Regions from separate parts of the Homo sapiens genome. Here regions 2, 3, 4, 5, 6 and 7 are each linked to region 1. The links are chromatin loops, found by intact Hi-C in ENCODE. Cell type or tissue: heart right ventricle. All regions are shown on one strand. Region 1 overlaps PIP5K1B (phosphatidylinositol-4-phosphate 5-kinase type 1 beta). Region 2 overlaps PIP5K1B (phosphatidylinositol-4-phosphate 5-kinase type 1 beta). Region 3 overlaps TMEM252-DT (TMEM252 divergent transcript). Region 4 overlaps TMEM252-DT (TMEM252 divergent transcript). Region 5 overlaps PIP5K1B (phosphatidylinositol-4-phosphate 5-kinase type 1 beta). Region 6 holds the start of PABIR1 (PP2A Aalpha (PPP2R1A) and B55A (PPP2R2A) interacting phosphatase regulator 1). Region 7 overlaps PIP5K1B (phosphatidylinositol-4-phosphate 5-kinase type 1 beta).

What was found. Hi-C counts contacts between places; a loop is a spot of excess contacts. Peaks named below come from ENCODE experiments on the same cell type or tissue, not always from the same donor. Only the 100,000 strongest peaks of a DNase experiment are listed, where the experiment ranks them.
Region 2: it touches region 1 in a loop (3-fold over the local background); 22 of 110 quality-filtered maps call a loop at or near these places.
Region 3: it touches region 1 in a loop (5-fold over the local background); 86 of 110 quality-filtered maps call a loop at or near these places.
Region 4: it touches region 1 in a loop (7-fold over the local background); 88 of 110 quality-filtered maps call a loop at or near these places.
Region 5: a loop joins it to region 1, with 2.3 times the contacts of the local background. A loop is called at or near these places in 14 of 110 quality-filtered maps.
Region 6: a loop joins it to region 1, with 2.4 times the contacts of the local background. A loop is called at or near these places in 25 of 110 quality-filtered maps.
Region 7: it touches region 1 in a loop (2.6-fold over the local background); 14 of 110 quality-filtered maps call a loop at or near these places.

Annotation. Positions count from the first base shown.
Region 1 is chr9:68,998,127-69,002,126 of GRCh38, reverse strand. All of the region lies in intron 15 of PIP5K1B (phosphatidylinositol-4-phosphate 5-kinase type 1 beta), which reads right to left. Among named protein-coding and RNA genes, the nearest start is that of PRKACG, 14 kb to the left of the region's middle. RefSeq lists an enhancer at 2,934-3,063. In heart right ventricle, a CTCF peak has its summit at 2,317 (motif pointing right); DNase peaks (open chromatin) are centred at 2,306 and 3,129; H3K27ac peaks cover 1,584 bases.
Region 2 is chr9:68,793,481-68,797,480 of GRCh38, reverse strand. The region is part of intron 2 of PIP5K1B (phosphatidylinositol-4-phosphate 5-kinase type 1 beta); the gene reads right to left. Among named protein-coding and RNA genes, the nearest start is that of PABIR1, 15 kb to the right of the region's middle. In heart right ventricle, no CTCF peak of the experiment used is centred here; no DNase peak of the experiment used is centred here.
Region 3 is chr9:68,595,499-68,599,498 of GRCh38, reverse strand. All of the region lies in intron 2 of TMEM252-DT (TMEM252 divergent transcript), which reads right to left. Among named protein-coding and RNA genes, the nearest start is that of LINC01506, 51 kb to the right of the region's middle. RefSeq lists enhancers at 2,924-3,424, 3,425-3,925. In heart right ventricle, no CTCF peak of the experiment used is centred here; no DNase peak of the experiment used is centred here.
Region 4 is chr9:68,582,838-68,586,837 of GRCh38, reverse strand. All of the region lies in intron 2 of TMEM252-DT (TMEM252 divergent transcript), which reads right to left. Among named protein-coding and RNA genes, the nearest start is that of LINC01506, 38 kb to the right of the region's middle. RefSeq lists an enhancer at 2,095-2,184. In heart right ventricle, CTCF peaks have their summits at 2,014, 2,214 (motif pointing left) and 3,480 (motif pointing left); a DNase peak (open chromatin) is centred at 2,207.
Region 5 is chr9:68,852,601-68,856,600 of GRCh38, reverse strand. The region is part of intron 4 of PIP5K1B (phosphatidylinositol-4-phosphate 5-kinase type 1 beta); the gene reads right to left. Among named protein-coding and RNA genes, the nearest start is that of PABIR1, 75 kb to the right of the region's middle. In heart right ventricle, no CTCF peak of the experiment used is centred here; no DNase peak of the experiment used is centred here.
Region 6 is chr9:68,777,834-68,781,833 of GRCh38, reverse strand. All of the region lies in intron 2 of PIP5K1B (phosphatidylinositol-4-phosphate 5-kinase type 1 beta), which reads right to left. It overlaps PABIR1 (PP2A Aalpha (PPP2R1A) and B55A (PPP2R2A) interacting phosphatase regulator 1), which reads right to left and starts at 1,769. Exons shown (of 1, transcript NM_138333.5): 1 at 1-1,769. The coding sequence starts at 1,669. The coding sequence ends at 806. RefSeq lists silencers at 1,509-1,748, 1,866-2,280 and an enhancer at 1,033-1,861. In heart right ventricle, a CTCF peak has its summit at 1,547; DNase peaks (open chromatin) are centred at 944 and 1,843; H3K4me3 peaks cover 2,711 bases; H3K27ac peaks cover 4,000 bases.
Region 7 is chr9:68,842,793-68,846,792 of GRCh38, reverse strand. All of the region lies in intron 4 of PIP5K1B (phosphatidylinositol-4-phosphate 5-kinase type 1 beta), which reads right to left. Among named protein-coding and RNA genes, the nearest start is that of PABIR1, 65 kb to the right of the region's middle. In heart right ventricle, a CTCF peak has its summit at 1,595 (motif pointing right); a DNase peak (open chromatin) is centred at 1,602; H3K27ac peaks cover 968 bases.

The DNA of each region.
Region 1 (4,000 bases):
TGGAGTGCCAGGCCTCCTGCCGGCCTCCAGATGCCTCATTAAAGCATCCCACACTAAGCAGCAGGTAGATGAGCCATAAGGTGAGAGCAGACCCAAGACGCAGCTGACACTCGTCTGTGCCGTCTCCTGGGATGGATTTAAGATTTGGCCTCTCATTTCAAAACTGTTAATGTGGTAACATTTTAACACAGCTCCCTGACTGATTAATTTGTTTCCTAAGGACCCAAGAGAAGCCTGAGAGCATCAGTGATTTATACTGGTGGACAGTTCTGCAGTGGACTTTTCAGCACTTGAGTGACTCCTGCTAATTGTAAATCTGGGTGGTTACCTCATGATATGGTTTGGCTCTGTGTCCCTACCCAAATCTCATGTCAAATTGTAATCCCCATGTGTTGGGGGAGTGGTCTGGTGGGAGGCGATTGATTCATGGGGGCAGACTTCCCCCTTGCTGTTGTCATGTCAGAGTTCTCATGAGATCTGGTTGTTTGAAAATGTCTGGTGATTGCCACTTCTGTCTCTCTCCTGCCACTAAGTAAGATGTGCCTGGCTTCCCCTTCACCTTCTGCCATGATTGTAAGTTTCCTGAGGCCTCCCCAGTCATGTGGAACTATGAGTTAATTAAACCGCTTTCCTTTATTAATTACCCAGTCTTGGGTAGTTGTTTATAGCAGTGTGAAAATGGACTGATACACCTTATCATCTAACACATCACATAGATCTGTTGCTGCAACACAATCCACTCTGACCCCTGCTTCAGCCACATTTGAAAAATGTGGGGGGAGGAATATGGTACTGGTTTCATTTGAAAAGGAGCACTGCCTGAGGACAACGCCACTGGCTTCTCTCTCACCCACAGGAAGGAATGCACCAGAGGCCCTCTGCCAAGACCCAGAGGGTGGAAATTAGAAGCTGCACACCCAGGCTGGGTGTGGTGGCTCACACCTGTAATCCTGGCACTTGGGGAGGCCGAGGCAGGTGGATCACCTGAGGTCAGGAGTTCGAGACCAGCCTGGCCCACATGCTGAAACCCTGTCATTACAAAAAAAAAATAAAAATAAAAATTAGCCGGGTGTGGTGGCGTGCGCCTATAATTCCCAGCTACTCAGCAGACTGAGGCACGAGAATCACTTTAACCTGGGAGGTGGAGGTTGCAGTGAGCCAGGATTGCGCCACTGCACTCCAGCCTGGGTGACAGAGGAAGATTCCATCAAAAAAAGAAAAAAAAAAAAAAAGTTGTGCTCCCATCAAGCCTTTTCCATCTCAGCACTTTCCTCGGCGGCATTTTCCTTTACAAAAACACCCAAGTAGCTGTTACGGGCTAAACTGTGTTCCCCTAAAATTTCTATGTTAAAAGTCCTAACTGTTGTCACCACAGAATGTGACCTTATTTGGAGGCAGGGTCTTTATAGAGGTAATCAGATTAAAACGAGGCCACAGGTTGGGCCCTAATTCAATATGGCTGATGTCCTTATGCAAAGGGGAATTTTGGATACAGACACGTACAGGGGGAAGATGTGATGTGAAGACATAGGGAGATGAAGGCCACCTACAAACCAGCGAAAGGCTAGAACAGATCCTTGCCTCACAGCCCTCAGAAGGAATCCACCCTGCCAACACCTTGATCTTGAACTTCTGGCCTCCAGAATGACAAGAAAAGAAATTTCTGTTCAAGACACCAAATCTGGGGTACTTTGTTACAGCAGCCCTAGAAAACTAATAAAATAGCAACCACTGGGATTTAGGAAGTCTTTAAAAAAACCCCACATATTTTTATCTTATTATATTTAATTCTGTTCTCTACTAAAGTTACTTCAAAAGCCACAATCACCTGGGAGTTCCATGGCTGTAGGCGAGGACCTGTGGAAGACCGAAGGTGAAGAATGGCTTTCTCCACCCCAGATTTGTTGATACTTTGTTAAAATTGCTGCCTAAACAGTAGAAAGAAGCATTTTCTGTGTTGAATCCCAATCTGCCAAGGGAGCCTTTCAAAAAGGCTCAAGCAGAACTGGCCTTGATGGATGAGGGGGGCACACTTGGACCTGAGGGAAGGTAACACCTTCATTTTTGCGCCACATTGTAATTGTAGCCTCCAGTCCAACTTGAAAGGTGGTGGAGCTGGGCCTGTCAGAGTAAGCTGCCTTTGACCTCTGAAGGACATACCCCCGCCGCCTGCTGACCTTGCACGTACAACACTGAAAGGCTACAATCAAGTACATGGAGTGGGAACTCCATTGAGACACACACTTGCTCTTCATTACGTTTCAACTCTAGGGGCTCCATCACTCCTTCCCCGCCTTGATTATCAGTAGGTGGCAGTAGAGGGCTTGCTGAAAGCAGGAACTCATTGGCAAGCCCAGATCATAAACTTGAGGGTGTAGGAGCTTCCTAGGCTTTGCTTCTACATTAGAGGCACGTGTAATGGGACAGCTATCTTGCCAGGGGAGTCACACGGTTCCCCCTTACATTAGCATACAAGAATTCCAGGATGCTCAGAGCTGAAGGACCCTGTTAATAAGCTCAGGGGATCTCAGCTCTGGTGTGTGTAGAGGTTTAAAAAATACCAATGCCTCAGTCCACCCCCAGGGATTTTACTTCGAACACAAATTATGTCCCCAACAGGTGACTGACTCTGTTCATATAGTCATTTACCTGATACCTCTTTGTGAGGAATACAAACTAATTTGGAAACATCTATCTAACGTCACAGTGACAACCAGGGAGAAGGGAAGTGAACAAGAAAACGAGGCTATGTGTGGTAAGGAGCAGTTAATTCACAGGTCCCTCGGTAAGGTAGAGGGGTGGGCTGAATTGTGTCCCCCCAATATTCTTATCCACTTGGAGCCTCAGACCGTAACCTTATTTGGAAATAGGGTCTTTGCAGATGTAATTAGTTAAGATGAGGTCATACTGGATTAGGGTGAACCCTAAATCAAATGAGTGACATCCTTATAAGAAGAGAGGCCACACAGAGGCACAGAACATCACAGGGAAGAAGGCCATATGAACATGGCAGCAGTGACGCAGATCAAAGGACCAAGGGACATGTGGAGCCACCAGAGGCTAAAAGAGGGAGGGAAGGATCCTCCCCTGGAGCCTTCAGAGGAAGTGTGGCACTACTGACACCTTGATTTCAGACATCCGGCCTCTAGAACTGTGAGACAATCCATTTCTGTCTGTGGTCATTTGTGATAGCAGGCCTTGGAAACCAGCAGAGGCAGAAGCAGACCACGGGAAGCCAGGCCCTCAGCTGCCTACTCCTACTCGTGCCATTCATCACACTTGGGGGGCTTTATTTTTTATAAACCGAATAGTCCTTAAGCATTTTCCCATTCCCCCTCAGAGCCCAGAAGGGGAAATGGCACGAATGAGAACAGTCCTGTTTACTAGGTCCATGGGTGTGATCTAAACTTGTTTTCCTAAAAGTTCTTGTTTGTTCTAATCTGGTTCTTTCTAAGTCTGCTGTTTGTTTTCTGCAGGCTCAGGGCCTCGCAGACCCCAAGTTCACACCATTACAGGCTGTTCTTCCTCAAACACTATTCCCAAGAGTTGGAAAGTTTCCAGAAAATGGCAAACACTGGCTTTCTCTGACAAGGAAGACAAAAATAGAAACCACAAAGAGAAGCAATAGGAAGAGTCTAGAGGGATAAGGGAAGGGAAGAGAGGCCAGTCTTAGGAGGAAAAGAATGAAAAATGAGGGGCAACCCGCGCCTGGATGTATAATAATAAAAGACCCAGGCAAACTGGAGCAGAACTAGCTTTTAAGAAAGTGGAAATCAGCCGGGTGCAGTGGCTCATGCCTGTAATCCCAATTTGGGAGGCCGAGGTGGGCGGATCGCTTGAGGTCGAATTCGAGGCCAGCCTGGCCAACATGGGGAAACCTCATCTCTATTCAGCTAGGCATGGTGGTGTGAGTCTGTAGTCCCAGCTACTTGGGAGGCTGAGGCAGGAGAGTCACTAGAATCTGGAAGGTGGAGGTTGCAGTGAGCCAAGATTGCACCAC
Region 2 (4,000 bases), 200 kb after region 1:
ACCATCACCAACAAAAAATTCAACCCAATACTTACTCCAAATGTTTTAAATCAACATTGCAATTCTTGTTTGCTGGAGAATCCTAGAATATACTCTGTTCTTTGCACATATTGAATGACACTCATCATGTACCCCTTGTCTCCCTGGGGAATGCCTATCCACTTATTAACCTGCTAAAGAGTTGCTTCCTCTGTAAAAACCTTTGCATTTCCTTCCTCTGGGTTCCTGTAGCATCTTGGACATATGTCTTTTACACAGCAACAAATAACAACAAAGCATCGTAGACATTAAACATATATGTGTGTACCACGCCAAGAGCAACTTAAGGACTTGTCCACTCGTCTTTGTAAGCCCAGGCCCTAGGACAGTGCCAGGTACATAGTAAGTATTCATTCACCACATTTATTGAAAAAATGAATAATTAACTCATCTCTTTTACTCCTTTTCCTAAGATCTATATATGGTCACCATATTTTATAACCCTAAAACTGACAACCATGATGTCATAAAGGGTTTTGGTGTCATTTTTAGGTGCATAAAATAGAAATATGCTAGTTTTGATGTCCAAATACTAGAATTTCTAAGATGTTTCACTGGGCTACTGGAGGGAATATTTGATAACTAACCTAGAAAACATGGGATCTCAAGTTGCCATAGCTATGAAAGACGGAAACGGTGGTGACCTTAAATCTGTGGGATAGATATCTAACTCTGGCTTCTTTCTCATCTCCCCACTTCCTATGCTCCAGCCTTTCTTTCATTCAAATGACACAATGGTAAGGATCACTGACTTCCTGGCAACCTCACTAGCCATGAATTACGGGTTGCTCTGGTTGAGGAGAAGACAACCTCGGAGCATCATTTCCTGATGACATTATCAAAACTCTCTAGTTTGGATCAAATGAGGAAAATGCTGTCTTAGATTCATGAAAAAATCTGAAATGCAGATTATGTTCAGAAAACTACACTTTTCTTCTTTTTTCAGTCACACACAGGAGCTCCAAACATGACCATCAAATAAATAACAAAACCGGTTCAGAAAGGAATGTTTTAAGAATGAACAAAGTTGAATTAGGTATTTTATATTGGCAAGTCTAAGAAATGTTTGTGGTCTTTAAATTTTAAAAGTTTGTTCAGATGTACATCAGAACATTGTAATTGAGGAAAAAATTGAAAACAAACTAAAGAGTAACAGTGGATTAACTGTGGTACATCCACAGAAAAAAATAACATGCAACTATCAAAAAAATGCAACTATCAAAAAAATGCAGAAGCATATTTAAAACATTCACTGTATATTACATGGGGAATAAAAGCTGTTTATGGAGCTGAATATACAGCAGGATGCTATCACCGTATGAAATCACATATACATATTTAGACATAGAAAAAGCCTGGAACAATATACATGAAGTGCAAACAATGGCATCTCAGTGAAGTGTACTACTTTTGCTTATCAGAACTTTCTACAATTTCTAAAATGAACCTGCATCGCTTCTCTCATTAGAAGGTGTAATTTGCCTGTTTCAGTATATTTTGTTATTCTAATCTTTTTTTCACATGATTAAAATACATATCTTATGAAAGTTTGCTCAAAAGTAAATGTCATTTAACTTCTCATCCTAATTATAGAACAAGGTTGATTGACTGTGTTAAAATTAAAGCAGATTTCTGAATTCTCTATGAAAATATGAATGAAATAGGAGAAACCCAGAAATTTTCATGAATGTTAGGAAAACTAAAAGGAAAGCTCACTGACTTCCTATATACCATCAAAATTGCAACACCATTTCCCTAGAAAGAGTTTTAGTCTGGAAGATTTCCTAAAGTCTAAAACATTTGCTAATGTGCAAATATTTTAAGACACATATCACAGATTTCTGTGAGCAACCATTCCACATATTTTCCAAGCGTTATCTATCACCATTAATAAACATTCACTAAGTTCTTTCTCAGTCAACTGGTATTAGGAAAGACAGATAAACTATTGTCCCTTTCCTTCAGGAAATTTGCCCTAAAGATAGGGGATTATTCCATATATTACATATATTCTTCGGGTTTCCATTTATTCAAGTTACCAGTTTTCTGAATAAATAACTTTACAATTTTATAGAGAATTCCTTTCTAATCCTTACTACTTTTTGTGATAAGAACCACTCCCATTTAACAGATGAAAAGACTAAGACACACAAAGATTAAGCAATTTGCCTAAAATCAGAAAGCTTGGAAGTCACAAGGTTAGGTGTGGAATGTAGTTCTACCAGCCTGTAGAGACACAGATGTTTTAACCATTAAAACACACACACACACACGCTCTCTCTCTCTCTCTCACACACACACAAAGTAAGGAGTACAGGCAGAAGGTAGTACACTGATTCAGAGGAAAACCAATACTACCTAGAGCCGGAAGGATCAGAGGACATTCCATGGAGTGCACGGCACTTAACTGACGTCTTGAAAGACAGAAATGCATTATCAGGAGAGATAAGCAGTTCCAGGAGAAGGCATTTTTCCCTGCTGGTTACAAATATGGCTTGGATGTCCCTCAGTCCTCTTTTGTAAAGGATCCAGACAGACTTCCCAACCCACAAGAAGGAACCTGACAATATTCTATGATTAGAAGGAAATCTTAGCAATTCAAAGTGAGGAAAATATTGTTTGTTTCCTATCATTACTGGTCCTCTCCTCTCCCACTATTCAGCAACAATTTTGCAAAGGAATAGGGAAAAATCTGCTCCTGAATAAAATCTAAGAAGACAATGAACTATTTTTTTTTTTTTTTTTAATTTACAGCACTCACTGAAGAGAAAAATGTCTCTGGGTTAGGAAACTGGGCCAAAGTTACAGAAATAATTGTGTCATGGGTGTGGAACTATATTTCAATTTATAAGTGGAAAAAAGTCATCAGGAGAAATAGATGACAAGGGAATAAGATGAACCAGACAAACCCATGAAGGAAGTAAGTCAGTAAAGCCCTTAGCTTGAACAGTTTACTCATGTTTGGAGTAAAAACATTTACTTATAAAATTGTTCCCTCTCACAATAATGCCAAAGAAAGAAAAGAAAGAAAGAAAGAAAGAAAGAAAGAAAAGAAACTGTCATTTATCCTTGATTGTTCCCCCAAGCTATAATCACATACGTGTAAAGGAGTATTTCTTGTGAAACACTTAATACCAATTTACCAATAAAAGGGGAGGAAGATGACCTTTCGCTTCAGTTCCTTTTTCACCTCAAGAATCTAGAAGAACCCACATCCTTCTTCAGCTATCTGGCTGTCTCCAATTGTGCTCACTGTATTCTATCTTAACTCCACTCAAGTCAGGCTCCAACTGCACCACTCCACCGCAATGACTCTCACACAGGTGACTTGTAACCTCTATGTCACTAAATGCAGCACTCAGTGATTAGACTTCATCTCACTTGTCAGATCAGCTGCAACTGACACACCATCACTCCATCTTCTCTCATGTCTTCTTCACATGGTTTCTAAAGCGCCGTGCTCTCTTGGTTTTCCTACCTCTCTGATTGCTCTAGCTTGGTTTCCTTTTCCTGATCTTTCAATGTTATAGAATGCTTCAAGGTTCAGTTCTTAGTCTTTTCTTTAATGACACTTTCCCCTTAGTGATCCCATCTACTCTCCTGACTTCACTATCCACAGGCAGATGACTCACAATTGTGTATTTCAGTCCAGCCCTCTTTCCTGAACTTGACTCAGGTATCTAACTGCTTACTTGATGCCTCCACTTGAATGTCTAATAAAGATTGCTTAACGTATGCAAAACTCAGCAGCTAATGCCACTCACCTCCACAGCCATAGCCCCTCCCCCCACCAAAAAATATCCTACTCCACCCATAGATTTCCATATTTCAGCTGATGGCAACTCCAATCCTTCCCGTTGTTTAGGCCTCAAACCTTTCAGTTATGCTTAACTTCTCTCTTATGCCCACCTTAAATCTACCAGCAAAATCTGTTGGTTCTATCTTCAAAATATACCTATAA
Region 3 (4,000 bases), 400 kb after region 1:
TAAGATAGCTGGGCGGGCTGGCTCACACCTGTAATTCCAGCACTTTGGGAGGCCAACGTAGGCGGCTCACCTGAGGTCAGGATTTCAAGACCAGCCTGGCCTACACGGGAAAACCCCGTCTCTACTAAAAATACAAAAAATAGCTGGGTGCAGTGACATGTGCCTGTAATCCCAGCTACTTGGGAAGATGAGGCAGGAGGATCGCTTGAACAAGGGAAGTGGAGGTTGCAGTGAGCCAAGATGGCACCGTTGCACTCCAGCCTGGGTGACAAGAGTGAAACTCTGTCTCCAAAAAAATAAATAAATAAAAATAAAGTTTATGAGATAGACTATTAGTTTGTGCACCATTAAGACAGAAAAAATGCTGAGAATTAAACTCTGACAAAATGTTTTCTTGTCCCTTACAATTCCACACTGATTTGACAGTTTTTTTAAACCATATATTACTCTTATACATGCATAAAAGAGGAAAATATAAGTAACATAATCAATTAAGGTATTCTATAAATTTTTCCACATTTAACATCTGACTTCTTAGAATTCTTTCCTGGTGTCTGTGTTTTTTGGCACAATAAAACTTCCATGCAAATTGAGTATTGGTGATACAGCATTTTTGAAAAGAATCTATAAAAGAACAAAGTCATTGGCATTGTACTCTCAAGCTATTTTTGCAGTTAGGTGCAGCTAACCTACTTTTTGTTCCTGCTCTGGAATCTTGCTAAAACATTTCTGATTTGCCACCCCTTCTTCCCCTACCCCCTCCTCATAGCCATTTGGTTCCTCAGGGTAAGAAGAGTACCCTGCCATTGTCTCCAGAATCTTTTCCCACATGTTGACACCAATTCTGCAAGTTTGTTTCTTGTCCCTGTGATGCCAGAGAATGTACGGCCATGATGGCTGTGATACAGCGGCCACCTGGCTGACTGCTTTTGGAAGATGTCACCAATGATGAGAGCATCCTGACTTCAGAGAGATGAAAATGTGAAAAAACAAATGTGCCTTAGAAACAATGAAATATGGTAGTTGTAACTGACGGATAAAAACATATGTGGAAAGAAGGCCAGGCACGGTGGCTCATGCCTGTAATCCTAGCACTTTGGGATGCCAAGGCAGGCAGATCACTTGAGGTTAGGAGATCGAGACCAGCCTAGCCAACAAGCTGAAACTTTGTCTCTACTAAAAATACAAAAATTAGCCGAGCATGGTGGTGCAAATCTGTAATCCCTGCTATTCAGGAGGCTGAGGCACAAAAATCACTTGAACCTGGGAGGTGGAGGCTGCAGTAAGCCGATATTTTGCCACTGTACTCCAGCCTGGGTGATAGAGCAAGACTCTGTCTTAAAACAAACAAAAAACAAACAAAAACAAACAAACAAACAAAAAACAACTCAACAACAACAAAACATGTGGAAAATGCGTAACTTTATGCATGGACATGATAGACACCAAATCCAAGATGGCTATTATCCTAGAGAAAGCAGTTAGTGAAATGGAGGCTATGTGATTGGTGACTGATGTTCAGGAAGCTTCAGTGAATTGCTAACATCCTATTTCTTAAGCGAGGTGGAAGATACATGTGTGAGTATTATTTTTCTATACTTGTTGTAGGACTGAAATATTTCAAAGCAAAAAAAGGAAATTGCTGCATGAGTGCAATTCTATTAATTGACTGTATGAGTCTGAGGAACATGTGTAAATTTAGCCTTCTACTCTACATTTTAAAGATAGTATACCTCTCCTTCCTGCCTCAGAGGAATTTTGAGTTGTTATGAGGCTCAAATAGCAAATGCTTGTGAGCAACTTTGTTCAACTGTTCAACTGTAAAGCATGACATAGAAAGTTTATGAAGATTGTCATCTCACAAGCTAACCAAACTTCTTACCAAGGGTGTGTTACCTTCAAATGGTGATATCTATTTCACTACCTCTTTGAACTGGGGCCAGCTTTGTGACTTGCTTTAATCAATAGAGTATGACAAAAGTGACACAGCAAGTTCCAGAACCTAGACATGGATGCTAATATACCTTTGATTGTAACACTTTTAAAATCCTGAGTCACCACCATGCTATTAAGAAGCCTAGTCTAGTCTATTGGAGCATGAGCAGTCACATGAAGAAGAACCATGGAGCCCAGCCACCAGCCAGAACCAAGGGCTAGACATGAGTGAGGTCATCTTGGGCCCTCCAGCCCCACTGACCCTCCAGCTAAATGTTGCAAATGAACAGAACTCCCGAGTCAACCCACAGAATCATGAGAAATAATAAATCGTCATTGCTGTTTTTAGACCACCATGTTTTAGGCTGGTTTGTGTTGCAGCAAAGTCTACCTGAAACTAGAAGCCTTTGGGAGTTATACTGATCCATGACTTACATTTTGGTATGATCTATTTTGCAGACCACATGACACTGCTAGCACTATATTGAATTTAAACAATAAGTATTAAGCACCTACTGTGTGTAGGTTACTGGCTAGGTGCTGTGAAGACTACAAAGAGGCACCATCAACAGCTTACTTATAGCACTCAGAGGACCTCTAATCTCATTAAGAAGACAATATGTAAACTATGTAAAGTTAAATAACAATAAACTGACCTGAAAAATACAGGCTATCCAGAGAAAAGATAAGATGTATGAAGTTCTTAGTATGTAGCTGGACCTATGGCCCAGTTCATTTAATTTTCACAATAACCCTACAAGGTAGGCACAATGAGTATTCCCATTTTACAAATACGAAAACTGAGGACACTGTGGGTAAGTTGTCCAGGGTCACACAGCCTGGGTCCCGGCAGCCTGACTATAGCCCATGTGCTTTAGCTCTAGACTAAATAAATGAAAGCCAGAGCCGAGAGTACGAGGAGACAGATGCTCTGCGGCTGGGAAATGGTCAAGAAGCCCCTAGGGTAGGTGAGACCTCAGCCAGCCTTGGAGGATGGGTAGGAGTTGGGATGAAATTAAGGTAGGGGGGTTCCAGGTGGGGGTCACAGCATGAGCACTGTGGAAAGAGTGGGGAATCACATGCAGCATTGGAGGACCCATGAGCAGGACTCCCTCTGGATCAGGGTCTGCCTCCCTCCAACCCAGAAGTGGCCCTGACTGTCCTTACTGGTTGCTTGCCTCCCAAGGAGACCCTCACTACCTGACAGAGGGGACGCCTGGGGAGGGGGCTGGGAGGAGCTTGGAAAATGGGAGAAGATGGCAATGTCACTGGTTGGGCTGTAAGACAGAGCCAGAAAATGGATGGCTCCACCAGAGATTCTCCCCATCAGCTGGGTGGGAGGGAGTAGTGATCTAGCAGGAGCTGACTTCCAGCTGCCCTGGGGAGCCCCTTGTCCCCATCTCCATTGGCCAGGACAGCACAGAGGCCAGCATAGTATTGAGGCTGAAGAGGGCAGAGGGCAAGTTGCTAGGCCTGAGGACAGCTTCATTTGCATGAGTGGCGGGGGTGGGGCCTGCAGAGTGGAGCTGCTCCTCTTGGCCCTGCGTGTGATGGGGCCCAGGTCACCTTTTCTTGTCGTCCTACACCACCAACAAACCTTGTCTATGGCTCTAGAGCAAGCTTGTCCAATCCACAGCCCACAGGCCACATGTGACCCAGGATGGCTTGAATATGGCCCAATACAAATTTGTAAACTTTCTTAAAACATGAGATTTTTTTGCGATTTTTTTTTTTTTTTTTTTTTTTTTAGCTCATCAGCTATCATTAGTGTTTGTGTATTTTACAGGTGGCTCAAGACAATTCTTCTTCTTCCGATGTGGCCCAGCGAAGCCAAAAGATTGGACAACCCTGCAATGAAATTGTGTGCTCAGATAGGCTTTTGAAATTGGCACCACTTAATAATCTCTGAATCATCATGAAATATGTTGGTATGAGGCCAGTTCTTCTTTATTGTATGTATTTTTGGCTAAACTATGTTACTCAACATTATAAATGCCCACTGCACCAGTGGGGTTGCTGGTTGTTTGCAGAGGTGATCGCTGTTTCTAAAAAAGACTCAAACTGC
Region 4 (4,000 bases), 420 kb after region 1:
TCAGAATCATTTTCACGACAACCCATACATCATCCCAGAATTTCCTGAAAGAACATCTTTAGGTTATGATTGAAGTCAAGTATGATTCTTTCAAAGGTTTCCCTTTAAGAAATTTTATTAGTAAAAGTAAGGTTAAGAAACATATGTAAATATACAGTATATGTATAGTACATAGTATAGTATACATACATACATATAGTATATGTTTTGTTACTATATATACACTATATATATGTAGTAACAAAAGGAGTGTACTCTGATTCTCACCCATAATGTTTCTATAGATGTATCATTTTGGCTTAGATGAAAGCGAGCAATCAAAAAGATGAATCACTCTATCTCTTCCTTAAAAATAACTCTTTAAAGTGCTAATAAATGCTTATTTAATAAGTCTGTATATACATATATAAAATGGGAGAATAATATATTGAAGGAATTTGTGTTTATCTTATTAACGTGGAATGGTAAAAATTCTTTTAGTGTATGATAATAGTGTAAAAAAGTTCCAAGACTGGGTCTTTTTTAATACCAAAAAAAGATATAAAGTGCATGTGTTGGCAAACTTAAAAAAAAATTACACATGTAATACATGGTTGGGTAGATAAAATGTGAAAATACAGATAAACCAAATGGAGGGAAAAATGAGAAATATTTAATATTACTTATAATTGTACCATCCAGGAATAATCATTTTAGGATATATCTGTCAGACTTTTAAAAATGTATGTATACACACATATATTACACAAATGGGGTCATGCTGTTTTAGAACCTATTTTTTTAAACTTAGCAACATATTGCGACTGTCCATCTATGTCAATGTACTCCTCAGCATCATTTAAAGGAGTGGTCCCCAACATTTTTGGCACCAGGGACTGGTTTCATAGAAGACAATTTCTCCAGGGATGATGTGGGGGATGGTTTTGGAATGATTCAAGTGCATTACATTTATTGCACACTTTGTTTCTCTTATTATTACATTGTAAAATATAATGAAATAATTATACGACTCACCATAATTTAGAATTCGTGGGAGCCCTGAGCTTGTTTTCCTGCAACTAGACCGTGTCATCGGCGGTGGGGCGGGGGTGGGGGGGTGGGTGACGGGAGACAGTGACAGATCATCAGGCATTAGTTAGATTCTCATAAAGAGCACGCAACCGAGATCCCTTGCATGCGCAGTTCACAATGGGGTTTGCACTTCTATGAGAATCTAACATCACTACTGATATAACAGGAGGTGGAGCTCAGGTGGCAATGCCAGCAATGGGGAGCGGCTGTAAATACAGATGAAGCTTCGCTCGCTCGCCCACCACTCATCTCCTGTGTGTAGCTCTGTTCCTAAAAGGCCACGGACCCATACCGGTCTGCAGCCCGAGGGTTGGGGACCCCTGAAAAATGATCGCTTATTATTCCATGTTGAAGTACATCTTAAACCTTCTCCAATCCCCCACTACTGTCTATATAACAACCTGAAGTGTATCCATTCAAGGAATGTGTTCTTGGCCACAAAAACAGGGTGCTTGAAAAACAAATCCCAGCAGAATCATTCTTGTCCTTACGTTAATCACTACAGGGCTATTTTCAGAGCACTCCAGTGGAGCATACCGCAGTCTTCCAAAAGGGTCTTTAGGTGGTGCTATTGGATGGAACGGTTCCTTCGGAAGAGAGATGATTCATTTGCTTGGGGGTGGGGGGTGGGGGCACATCAACCCCGACTTGATTCCTCCTGTTATCTTTGGATATTCTGTATTAACTCCAATTCCCTCAAAAAGAAGTGGCAAGGATCGATCTTTAGCAGTTGTTCGTGACCTACATGCATTCTTGAAACAAGGCACACTTTAATAGGTTTAATGTTTCCTGCAAACTGTTGTGGATAGACTGAGCAGAACAAAATGCCTTTTCTGCTGGGTAAAGAGTACCTGGCACCCCCTCCCTGCCCCCCAATCCCCCCACCTCCCGCCAAAGTCACCTGCTTACGTCAGACCAGCCCTGATGCGATGGAAATGCTGAACTGAAGTGTGCTCCCATGGTTTGAAGAGCACATTTTTCACTGGCATCATGCACACAGGACAAAGCATGTCTCTTAGATGAAAGCATCTTTAAAATGACATAAACAAATACAAATTGGAATCTCAGAATGCAGTTTAAGGACCTCACTGCCCCCCTCTAGTGGTCATGTCGAGTTTCATCGGGTCTCTTGACCACAGACCGGGTCCTGTCCTAGGAATTCTGGCGCCCTCTTGTGGAGGGCAGGAGGAGGTCTTTGTAGACCGGCAAAGACCAGCGGGGCCTGCGTGAAAGATGCTAAAGACGAATTACCTCCTCTCCCTCAAAGATTCCCTAAAAGCAGAATCGAGTCAATTCTCATTCATTCTTTTAGGGCTGTATGTCTTTTAAAAATGCATTGCATTCTTTGCTGCCTGCTTGGAGTACAATGACCGACATTAACCATTTTCTCAGAGATTCAGATTTTTCCTTTTAAAAAATTGGCTCCGGCCCCATGAAAAACAGCTGTAAATGCTCAGAAGCTGCTGAGATCTGATCACAGTTCTACTTTTTTTTCCACTATGAAGCCTGCATGCGAACTCCCTGCAGCCTGCAATGCTTTCTGGGTTTTCATTTCTGTTTCCATTTTCACCTTTTCCCTCATTGTCTTGCTGCCAGTCTCTAACACCACTCCTGACCTCTTCCTTCCTTCTAACCTGCTGTGGGATCAGAAGTGAGGTAACAAAGCTTGCTATAATTCTAATTTATCAACAGAATAAACAGACCCCCGTCAATACTGGAAATGCTCTCCCCTTTGCAAAATACGAAATGTCTTTTCTAAATACACGCATGCCTTTTAGTGCCTATGTAATCCTTATCCAGTGAGTGGGAAAGAGTTAAAAGAATGAAAGTGTTAAAAAGAAATTTCTCTAGGACGGGCAGCTGATCCTGTGAGCGGGGAGCTTTGGAGGCAGCCCTGGTTTCTTTCTTTCTTTCTTTCTTTCTTTCTTTCTTTCTTTCTTTCTTTCTTTCTTTCTTTCTTTCTTTCTTTCTTCCTTCTTCCTTCCTTCTTTCTTTCTTTCTTTCTTTCTTTCTTTCTTTCTTTCTTTCTTTCTTTCTTTCTTTCTTTCTTTCCTTCTTTCTTTCTTTCCTTTCTTTCCTTTCTTTTCTTTTTTTTTGAGACGGAGTCTCACTCTTGTTGCCCAGGCTGGAGTGCGGTGGTGCGATCTTGGCTCACTACCACCTCCGCCTCCTGGGCTCAAACGATTCTCCTGCCTGTGCCTCCGGGGTAGCTGGGATTACAGGCGTGCACCACCACGCCCAGCTAATTTTTGTATTTTTAGTAGAGACAAGGTTTCCTATGTTGGCCAGGTTGGTCTCAAACTCCTGGCCTCATGTGATCCGCCCGCCTAGGCCTCCCAAAGTGCTGGGATTACAGGCGTGAGCCACCGTCCCCTGCCTGATTTCATCTTTGCCTCCTTGGCCTGGTTTCTGCTCCCTGGGCTGGAAGCGCTGTCCCCTGGTGGTGGGGAGGGCCGTGTGCTACATAGGACTGAGGTTTCAGAAAAAAAGTTCTGCAGGTGTGGATAAACAGAATGCTAAGCGGATATTGCCCAGGACAGCATAAGTGGAGGAGAATCTCAACCAGAGTCAAGGTTGTGTATGTCTGTAACCAAGGGTGCAAATGTCAAGGTGAGAAGTGGTAATGCGGCACCTGGAGATCGCGGCGGGTGATCCAGGACAGGGCAGTGGGAGTTAGATAGAATGGTCATGTTTTTTTTCCTAATAAGCTATTTATTTACTTTTGGCAAATAAAAATTGCATACCTTTACAGTATACAACATGATGTCTTAATGTATGTATATATTGTGGTATAATTAAATAAGTGGTTTAACATATTCATCACCCCCACATAGCTATTTTTTTGTGGTGAGAATATTTAAAATCTATTCTCTTAGCCATTTTCAAGTATGCAATGCATTGTTATTAATTATAGTCACCATGCTGTATA
Region 5 (4,000 bases), 150 kb after region 1:
AAACAGACAAAGATACACATGCATAAAGACAAATGAAGTCAGTGACAGAAAGAACAGCGTGAAATAATTGAGGTCAGAAGGGCGGAGACCCACTCAAGAATGATGGAGTCTCAGAGGTCTCTCTGAGGAATGATCTGTAGGCTGAGACCTGAAAAGTGAGAATGGGCCAGTCAACAAGTCGTGTCAACAAAGACTGGCTGTGTCCTTTGTACAAACTGGGGACATAAAGGTGACCTGAACAGAGTCTTGCCCTTAAGGAATTGACATTTTGGATTACTATGTGTGGTGAGGAAAGACAAAGCACATTAGGAAATTAGGGGAGTTGATTTCCAGGGATAGAGAAGCAGTAAGGTTCGGGGACCTGAAAGCAAATCATATGAGTTCATTAGTCGGGTAACAGGGAAAGTGCCAGAACTGGAGGCTGGAAAGACTGGACAGACTGAGATCTGGGTCTTATAGGCCATCCTAATGGTTTGATGTGTTTCAATGAGGGAACAGCATTCTTATTTGAAAAGGTTCACTCTGGCTGCTACTTAGCGTAGCAGGAATTGATTCCCTGCTAGAGCCTCTGAAGGAACGCAGCCTTGTCAACACCTTGATTTTAGAACTTTTGACCTCCAGAACTATAAGATAATAAGTTTGCATTGATTTAAGCCACTGAGCTTGTAGTAATTTGTTATAGAAGCAATAGAAAATTAATACAGGAAAGAACTTGAGAAATGATTTGAAGAACTCAGAAGCAAGAGGTTGTCCCACTTCCTCTCAGAGAGGAGGAGGTTTGCCTACCCACAAACTGTATCATTTCCATAGTCCTACAACCAGTTTCATTGGAGGGATTATAGGCAGGAAAGTGATTGGGGGCAGTTGTAGTGGTTCATATAGAGATACTGATGGCTTAGAGAAGGGTGATGAACGAGAGGATGGGCAGAGGAGGTGGATTTGAGATATATTGGAGGGAGGGAGACAGAATTTGCTGCAAACTAGAAATAAGGGACAGAAAAGTACCAGCAATGCCTCCTGGCATTTTCCTTCAGCAGTTGAGAGGACTGAAGTCACTTTACCAAGCTGAGGAAACTGAAGATGGTACCTATTTTGGAGCAGAGATTCAGAGTTCCATTTGAGATGCTAATGAGACATCCAACTGGAGATGCTAACATACAAGTCTGGAGCTTGGGATAGAGGTTAGAGAGAATATTTCATTTTGAGAGTTGTTAGCATATAAATGATATTGAAAACCAAGGGGTTGAATGAGAAAACCAAGAGAGAGAGGGGAGTATCCAAGGAGAGTCCTAAACCACAACAACATTTAGAAAATAGATGGAAGGAGGAAAAGCTTTGGAGGAGACGTAGGAGTGACTAACACAGTAGAAGAAAATCAGGGAAATATGGCTTCACTGAAACCAAGAAAAGAGAGTTTGAAGAAAGGGGTGACAACCGTCTCCACAAGTAGCTCTTTCATCTGATAATATAAATACTACAACTTGATGGAATATCTAAAGCTATGAGTCAAATTCTCTATATTTTTCTCATTCATATTGTTAATTCATATATAAACCTAAATCTGGATCTAGCATATTTGACAAAATTATTTGATGGACTCGTCAAATTATGCCATCACTTAAATCATATTTTAGAAGTGATCCTTAACTTAGAAAAATAAGATACTATGTTAAGTTTAAAAAGCAGGACACAATACAGATCATAAAATTTAAACAAGAAAAACCAAGTACACGTGTACATATCCACGGAGGAAAATAAGACAGGAAGGAAATATACCAAAATGTACAATTATTTCTGGATAGCGGGATATTAGGTGATTTTTGCTTTCAAGTTTTGTACTTCCCAAGTTTTCTAAATTTTATGTTTTATATATTGGGATGGAAATGTCCTCCAATGAAGGTATTGCTACTATGTTTTAAAATACATTTTGAGGCATGACAAAGGCATGTTTAGGAGTTGCTCATCTTTTTAGCTTTTTCTTTTAGGTCAAGGCCTTAATGCAACAAACCTATGTAATGATTGTGCTTTTATAAAATGTAATCATAACAAGTTTATTTTTGTCTCCCACTGTTCCTCTAAATGTATTCTGGGGTTAGATTTTTCTTCTGCCCCAGCATGAAATATACGGCAGGTCTATGACCCTTCTGGTGGCTTCTGGAATAAAAGGTCCTGTCCAGGTATGGTGGCTTGCACCTGTAATTCCAGCATTTTGAGAGGCCAGGGCAGGAGGATCACCTGGGCCTAGGAGTATGAGATCAGCCTGGGCCGCATAGTAAGACCTTTTCTCTACAAAAAATCAAAAAATTGGTCAGGCATGGTGGCGGCACCTGTAGTCCCAGTTACTCAGGAGGCTGAGGCAGGAGGATTGCTTGAGCCTAGGAGGTAAAGGTTGTAGCGAGCTGTGATTGTGCCACTGCATTTCAGCTTGGATGACAGAATGAAACCCTGTCTCAAAAAAAAAAAAAAAAAAAAAGTTTTCTGTTTATTCCCAGTCATAGATCTGTAAAAATGGTCTCATCTAGACATCTGGTATGTACAGTCCAGCTTAATAATAATAATAATAATAATAATAAAAACTTATATATGCTTTTGGTAGCCATCTCTCTCTTCCCCCAGCTTGCCTGGCACAAGCCGGCCTCCAGCAGTGGGAGGGGCTTGGGAGCCTCTCTTCTCTTTTCTGACTGGTTGCTAGAGGGAGGAGAAAAGAGGTAGGAAAGGTGTTTTTTGAAGAGTACAGTTGTAAAATGTACCAGGAACTGAAAAGGCTGTCCAGGTATGTATCTTTTTTTCTTGTGAGGTGCTCTCATGGGGTCTGCAGTTCTCCCCCGCAAATGGCTATTGCATTCCTCTGCCTGGTAGTTTCCTGTTGTTTTTCCAGGTCTTCACATAGACAGGACTGGGGTGACCCCACATTAGCTCTCTCTAGAGCTCAGTGTCCTCCAATGGTCACATATCATTTGCCTGGAACACCCACCCTCCCCAAGGAGCCTTTTTTGGTTTTGCCGTCATCAGAGCAGCTGACCAAAACTTCTCTTCTGAAAACTTTCTGATTTTTCAGAAAAATACTATAGTCTATTGCATCCTCCAGGCTCCAGGGAGCACACAGCACACTCTTCAGTGGTCTCACAGAAGCCCCCTTCTCTAGGCTTGAGATGGTGGGCAGACCCTCTCCCAAGCCTCTCCCTTATGTGGGTTACTCATGACATATCAACAACTCTTTCCAAATTTCCTCTTCCATATCTCACAGTGGGCCAGCCAGGCCCTTTCATAGAGTGGGGTGATCATTCAACTGGTCTTAGACCACCTCCTTCCCCAAGTTCTACATGGCAGGCTGGCACCTGAACTTGGAATATGATTATGCTTCCATCCCTTCAGCTTGTATTGTGTGGGACTGATTCACAGGTCCCGCTGATCACATGGGGTTTGGGCCAGCTGCATCAATGGATTGCTCACTGTGTTCCATTCCACCTGCCATGTGACTGCCAGACTCATCATTCCAAGGCTCTCTTTCTGTTTTTCCTTTTAAAACCACCTCCCAGCATAGAAGCCTCCACTAATTTTTAACCATCTGTAGAAATGAATCCAAATTCTTTGCTTGGCCTTCAAAACTTTCTACAATTGAGTTCCTGTTAATGCTAAATGCTGTAATAAATCAATCCTCAAATACCAAGTCCTATAAAAAAAAACACACCCCTAAAATTCAATGTCTTGATTCAAGAGAAGTTTATTTTTTGATAGGACCTAGTCCACAGTGAGTGTCTCTGAATGATAATCCACTTGCCTTTGTCAGGTGATTCAGAGAGCCTGGCTCCTGCATCCCTGTAGCTCTAGTAGCCCCTAGGATCGTAAAATCCCCCCAGTCCAGCTGGCTGATAGGAGAAGTGAGAGAATATCCACTTCTTCCTACCTTTGCCAGGAAGTGACAGTGCAGGATATCTACCCCAGGCCTGTCCCTCAACCCTCCTTCACCCTGCTCTGTGCCCTGGGTTACCATCAGTAA
Region 6 (4,000 bases), 220 kb after region 1:
GTATAGTGGGCAAAGACTGCAAGGCACTGTCCCATTTCACTTTAGGATTACACCCAAGCAAATGCACTTTCCGGTTAAAAAAAAAAAGGAAAAAATTTTATTTTCTCTATAGTAGTTATAGTTGTATGACTGACTAGAATTACTATTAAAATCTCATTAAAAATGTTTTTCTTAAAAGTTTACTTTTATATACTTAATTTGAAAAGATTTGTTCAAACTTTTATAATTTGTTCTTTAATCATTCCCCCTCCCATCCACTTCAGTACCCAGAAAACTAAATATCCAAGAATTCCTGGGTAAAACAGACAACCACTAGATAGATATAACTAACGTATTTTTTTAAGCTGTATAGTTCTTCATCAAATGGAAATCGGCAACCACTGAAAATAACATTAAAAATTAGTGTGGGCATGAAGTATGGAATTTTAAACATCAGTTTACTATGCTGATTAAGTCAACATTTATATTTTCATCAGAACTTAATAATCCCATAAATAAATAGAGCTCTCAGTTATTTAAAAAAATCAAGGGATAACATATGTATTTAGACATATTAGCAGCGTAAAGATGTATGCTTCAACACACTTATTGGGGAAACGTCTGAAAATATTACTACACTGAATTCAAGGGTATCCAAAGGAACCTGACATAGAAGTTCTCTAGAATAACATCATTTCAGGGAATTTCAAAAAAGAAAAGGGGTCAAATAGGAAATAGCCTCAAATTAATTGACAAAGTTCAGTGTTTGCCCCAACTAGATTATTCTCTCTCTCCACTGCAAAAAGAAAGTCTCAGGATGAGTGAATCACTTAGACGAAAGTTCATCTAGTGGAATAAATGGAGAAGCCGCTTGGGCAGGTGACACAGGAGAGTCGGTGGTAGTGCTGACTTTCGCTGGTGAGTTACAAGAAGATCCGGCACTGCTGCTGTTTCCATCAAGGGTATCCGAAGATACACACACACCAGGATCTGACAGCTGTGCAACGTCAGAAGAAAGCATGTTGGTGATGCCCTGGAAAAATCTCTTTGGCTGATATTCAGTTTCCATTTCACATTTTCTTTTCAATGGTCCAAGAACACTTGGTCTAATGCAATTGATGGGGCTCTGGCTTCTCCGGGTGGTAAATCGGGTCGTTGGGCTGGGAATAGGGCTTGGAGGCAATCCGTTGCTACTTACAAAACTTTGCAAGGATGGCGAAAAACACTGCTTCCCAATTCCCCGAGTGGGTGACGGTGCTGGTGACACAGGAATGAAATCGATGCGCTTGGGGGAGGCGGATTTCTCCACGTCGTTGTCACTCAGGCTGAAACTTTCCTCCCAGGAGTGGCTTATCTGCATTGCGGTCTGCACCTCCCGTTCGTGGACCGTCTCTCGGTTGATCAAGTCCATGCCCTCTTCTTGTTTGATCTGGTGCAAGCGGCTGCTGTGCATGCGGACAGGGGAGGCCGGCAGCAGCAGGCCGTGGCGGCTCGGGAACGTTGTGCTGTTCCGCCTGGCGCTCGGCGCCTCGGCCTGGAACACCGGCGAAGTGTCACTGAGGCCGTGGATCAGGGGGGCGCTGTTAGACCTCCTGAGGCCCCCGCCGCCGCCGCTGCCACCGCCCTCCGCCGGGCTCCCGCCCGTACCCGGAGGCAGCTCCAGGTCTAGCTCCATCTTCTCCTGAGCCATGTCGGGGGCAGGGAGGCGGGGGAGGTGCTCAGTCAGGGACCTAGGATTCCCATTCCCCGCAGTCCAGGGCCGCCGCCGCTGCCGCCGCCACCGAGAATCTGTCAGCGGGCTGGCCCCTCTGCGCATGCGTAGCCCTTCGCGCAGGCGCTCGCGATGTCCGTACTCGCGGCGCCTGCTTAATGCGTAATATGTGCGCGGCAGTGGTAGGGGAGGGGCGAGGAGTGGTCGGGCCGCTAGTCCGTATATTCCTTCGGCAAATAGCTATTGAGCGCAAGCTCGCGTTGACGCATGTCAATAAGATTGTCATATTCTGGATTGCATACTCATAAAACAAAGCCCTGAAAGAGAGGCCCATGGTGATGTGGGGCTGTATGACGTGGAGTGGCGCTTGGCCTAATCAGGGAGGGCTTCCTCGAGGAAGGAACAATCTCCTGAAATCTGAAGAAGTGGGCGAAATGGGTGCGATGTAGAACTTTGCAGGAAGCGGGAAGCAACGGCTACCCAGCCAGTTGGCAGGCGGGAACCAGGAGGGGAGGAGAAAGTGTGGCCTGGAGTGGAGAGTGAGGGCTGGCCTGACGTGAGGTGGTGGACCAGACCACATTCTGGTCTTTATCTTGAGAACAATGAAAACTTAAAGGGTTTTCAAGCATGGGTGTAACAGCAACTGAAAAGCTCACTGGCCTGCAGTCTGGAGAATACATATTGGGAGATTAAAACCTTACAGAAAAAAGGCCAGAGAGGATGGTCATTTGCACTAAGGTGACAGTGTGGCAGTGGAGATGGAGAGAAAAGTAAATCTGAGAACTATTTAGGTTAGGGGAAGAAGCCAAAACAGAGGATGGTATTGCTATTGATTTACAGTCATAGTTCCAGCACAAGCATATGTGTGAAGTATGAAGGATTAAACCAGTAGGTCCTCACATTTTAAAAATGAAACCACAATTCTTGGCTCATGTAATTAATATAAAACCTTGATATCTCATTAAAAGTGAGTTTATTTGTTCATTTATTCAGTCAGTCAAGGTTTTTTTTTTTCAGCATACTTACTATGTGCCAAACACTGCTAGGAAATGGGCCCTAGTATGAACTTTTAATTCTTACTGAGGGGAAAATAGAGAAACGCAGGCTATTTTCAGATAGTGGTAAGCCTTAGGAAAAGTAAGATGGTGTGATGGAGCACTACTGATAGAAGTCAGGGGACAATTAGAGTTGAGATCTAAATGACAAGAAGCAGTAAGTCACGTGGACATCTGGGGAATGAGTATTCCAAGCAGAGAGAATAGCAAGTGCTAAGGCCGGAGGCAGCCATGAGTTTGATGAGTTAGCAGAAAAAGAAAAAAGGGCAGTGCCGCTGAAGCATAAGAGCGGGAGTGTTAGGAGAGGGTAAGAGTTGGATCTCATTCTGAATATGATGAAACGCCACTGGAGGGTTTTAAGCAGGGGACTGATATTATCTGGTTTATGTTTTAAATATCACTTAGGCTCTGTGGAAAACAGGCTGAAAGAAGACCAGAGTGGAGGCAGAAGGATGAATTCAGGACCTATGGCAACAGTACAGATAAGATTCTTGGACTAGGGTTGTAGCAGTGTCAATGGGGAGAAGCAGAGAGACTGAGGATATGTGTTGAGTTAGAACAAATAGGATTTGCAGATGGATTAAATTTAGATTGTGAAAGAAATAGATTATTCGAAGGGGACTCATAGCTTTTTTTATTTAAACTGGTGAGATGGTAGTATTATTTACTGAGAGAGGAAAATAGCACATTTAGAGTTGTAGAAATTAAGAGATCTGAAGCAGAAGAACACAAGGTGGAAAGAACCAACATTTTCTAAGTGCCTACTCCCTGCTAGGCACTTTAAACACTCCATAATCCCACTTAATCCTCACTGCATAGATATTGTTATACTCATTTTACGAAGGAACGATTGAGGTTCAAAAATTGCAAAAGGCACTACAGCCAGTACACGGAAGAACAAAGATCTGAACCAATTTGAATCAAGGACTCATTTCAAAAACCTGTATTGTTTTTTCTGAATTTCACATGGATTAAAGAGAGAATTTCGCATGAATTAGAGAAGGATGGCTAATTCTGAGACGAAACAAAGGTCTAAAACCAAAGTTGGGAAAGGCAGAAGGAGATGGATTTGGGAGACAAGGCAACAACAGAACCTAATAGCATGCTGTGCAGAGGATGAACAGGAGACACAAATGACTGAAGTTCAACTGTAAGTGGCTGAAAGAATGCTACAAATTATTCAATAAAAACAGGAGAGAGGAGGAAATGTCTACAAAAAAATTAATATTAGGTAAGTAGAAAAGAACATTAAATA
Region 7 (4,000 bases), 160 kb after region 1:
TATACATACATGTATTATATCACAGATGTCATTATCTATGTTAGAGGAATAAATAACATTTACGAAATAGAAAAGCAAAGCTCAGGGATCCAAGGTTTAGAAGGAAGAAAGGGGCAGGGTAACTGTTGCTAAATGAGATGGAATCATACATAGAACAAAAACACTTTCAAATTGACGATGCAGTGATTTTATAGACTGACAGTGAGAGGCATCACTTGCTGTGACTTGCTGTTTACCAATCTCAAATCATTTTTCCATATGCCAGCCCTAAACACTCCTTATAGAATAGATCCAGCAGATGTAAGGACTAAGGAATGACATCAAGAAGGGATGAGGAAAATGGCTTCTCTCTAAATTCATAAGAATTTAGAGGCCAAGCTGTCTTTTCTGAAAGAGTGGGGGTGAAGACATCCCTCCTTTAATAATTGAGTTATTTTAAATGACTGGCATAGCAATTGTTTACAGTACCATGTGCTTTGTAGTTCTGGCCATATTTCTGGAAAACCACAGAAGAACAATGCCAAGAGAATTTTAAACAAAACAATCTGAAACATTAATATCAGTATTTACCTAAAGGGGCTTTAAAATTTAGAATGTAGGTGTTTCCTGGGTAGAAAAAGACTGGTTTTGAGTATTTGAAGACTCTAATGCAATGACTTCCATTGAGATATTTTAATACACATATATTTTATTGTGTTAAGTGCTTATTTTGTGTAAGATTAAGTTATTTGCAACATTTATTTCTCACCATAACCCGTATATTACCCCCACAGATGAGGAAACTTAAATTCAGATGGATTGTACATATGAAAGATAAATCCTAGATCATGTTTTACAAAAAGACTATTAAATGGAACTCTTCCTAAATGTGTACATAGACTAACATACACAAAGTTCATTTACATGTTTTTCAAGAATCTCCATAACCTGGGTAAAGCACTGAAGGTGGGGGATAATTTTGAATATTATGCATACTTTCAAGTTGGGATTAAGCATTTTTTGTCCATGTAACCTCACGTTTCAAGATCTAGGATTACATTGTAGTCAAGATGCTATTTTCCCCCCTACACACTTTCTCTTTTAGAACAGTGGAATACAGTTTCCAAAATCCTCTATTTCTGAGCCCTGTACATTTAAACAAATAAAACAGCCACGTTAGGCCTTCAGCTTCTCCCACCTGCCTGCAGCTCCCACGCTCCAAACTCACTGGCTTTTCCTCCCTGGCCTTCGGGATCCCTATCCTCCTTTCCTCATAACCTTTAAAATTACTATGTTTCTCCTGTTCCCGGAGGCCAGGATCAGCCCTTCCGCAAGGAAAGCAACTAAGGTCTTCGGAAGAGATGCACTCTCCTCCAAAACCCAGCTGGCTACCCAAGCTGCAGATAGGATGAAAGAGAACCCCCACGGCTCCACGGCTCTGGCTCTAGGCTTCTAGCTCTTCTTCTACCAACCAACTTTTTGACCAAAGGTAGAAAAAGAGAAGTATTCACAGACAATGACTGTGGTCCTGATTTCATAAGCCCCACCATATTAATTTACAAACATGGACAGACATTTGGGATCACCAACACGCAGCACAATCAGTTTCAGGCTCCTTCTGCCACCAGGGGGCTGTGAGACTCTGAGACAGCTTCATTATAGCACGGGGGCTCACTTTCCTCCTCTAGAAAATGAAGGCAGCTGGCTTAGAGAATTGCCAAAATTTCTTCCTCCTCTAAAATTCTACACGATATACGACTTTCTGATTTCATTTATTTTTCAGTATAGGTGGTCACTGGAAGCCACTTGTTTTGTATGATTTAACATATTTCATTCCACCATTTTCTAGATGTCTGTTTTTTTTTCCCTCCCACTTACAGTTGCTGCTCTAAAAATGCAACAGAAAGTAATTGTATTTTGCCTTCTTTGGATTACAACTCTTAGAGACCGATACTGAGAAAGGAGAACAGGCAGTCATTTTTCTCACAAGTGGAGCAGGAGGAAGCAGCCTTGCTTCACCCATGTGCAATTTCCAGGAGTACCAGCTGGGTAGAGGCTGGGCTGCTGCTTATTTCTGTTTAGTCCTTTTCTCTTGAACTCTGAGAGAGCGTTATTAAATTGTTTTGGTTGTTGCCCAGGTCATAAAAGTTGGTGTCAGAGCTACCAACAAACACCTTTGGCTCTCCCCCATTAGATCTCCCCCATTGGATCTCCCCCACTGGATCTCCCCCATTGGATCTGGCCACCAGACTCGGACATCTTTCTGGGCTGTCAGGTGATGGGCCTGTTCTCAGCAGGTTTCCAAGAACCCCTTGACTTGATCCCAACAAGCCAGTCTTCTAGTGGCCCAGTCCCAAATGCACGATTATTGGCTCCTGCTGCTACAACACAAGTGGAAGTGCCCGATGCATAGTTGATTGCTCAATAGAGGGCTGCTTCCTTCCCCCTTGGTTCCCCCTTCCCAGGCATGATTAGAGGAAACTGTGGTGGGTTTCTGCAGCCCAGACCTCTGACCCCACACTCTTTCCAACAACGCTAACCTATCTGCCATCTAACTACAATGCCTTGCTCAGAGCTTAACTCAGTGTTGGCTGAATGACTGAGTAGATGATATTGAATGAATGAAGATCATCTCAATGCCAAGCTTCCATGAGCCTATGGACACATAACCCCTACTGTAAGGCCTCTCTCTTGTTTAGGCCCTGCAGCAGCCAACTTTCAAGATGTACACAAGTAATCAGTTATCAGTCTAAAAATGTTTTGTTCTCTTACATGTTTCTTGAGTCCGTTGCACAAAAGGCCTGGCCAACTACTGACTTTATCTTCACCTCCAGTATTCTGTGCTTCCTCTAACAACCTCTGCCTGTCTCCTGAGCCACACATCCAGCTTCCCCTCTTCCCAGGCCCATGTTGGCAGGGCCCGTGTCTGTGCAGAATCCGTTCATCTTTCTCCCAGTACGAATATCAGATACTTGGCTCCAGAAGGTTACAAGAAGGGTTGCTTGGAAACAGGTTGGCTTGTAAAAGAAACCTGGCATGGTATATGGCTGAGGGGAATTTTCTACAGTCTCGTTGGGTAAGGAAATAGGTTTTCCCAACAGGAGTAGAGTGGCTCACTCTCCGAATTTAAGTGAGTGAAAGAGGCCTCAGTCTCCTCCATTTACCACCACCAACCGGGGCTGCCTGACAGAGGGATGGGTGGTCCTGATGCTGGACTTCCAGTTGCTGATACTTAACGGGCTTGCCTGGTTATGATGTGTGGCCATGGAGGGGAATCACCTTGCCATCAGCCCTACACAATAAGCATGATTGGAAATACTTGTGTCTGTATCCCATGATATAATTTCTTTGGAATGTAACCACCTGGCAATGGGGAAAACCCCCAAATATGGAAATTTTTTTTCAAAAATTTAAAAAGGAACAAGGAAATACAAATCATTTTTACTACATTGGTCTGTGAGTAGAACATGGCGCTGAGGGAAGGCTCTAGCAGCCTCCTAGTCATTTCCTCCCTCCTTGGACTCTTTTCCTTTTTCAGACACTGCTGCCATAGCGGTCTTTGCCAAGACTTGTCCATGCTGAGGCCCAATTCCTCCCCTGGCATAGGGTTCCCTGACTGGGGCTGCTTGTGTAAAGAATGGATCAGGGTAAGGCACTCCTTAGTTCTTTGTATTCACAATCACCTTTAAAAATTCTATGTTTGGTTATCTAAGCTTTATCAGGACCCCAAAGAAAAACAATACATAAAAATCCTCAACCATAGGACCCACAGACGTGAAGGGCAGAGGGAAGCTGGTTTTTAACTCTGGTCACTGAGAACAGAGATCTGAGACAGCAAGTGTGGAAGCAATACTGGGACCACCTTGGCTCACTTCAGTTCACAGACTATACCAGGTATGTTTATTCCACAAGCCAAGCTGTTTCTAAATTAATCAACTGTCTATATAGCCTTCAAAGCCCAGTATCAGATAAGTCATAAATTCCTGTAGGCCAGGATTTCTCAACTTTGGCACTATTGACA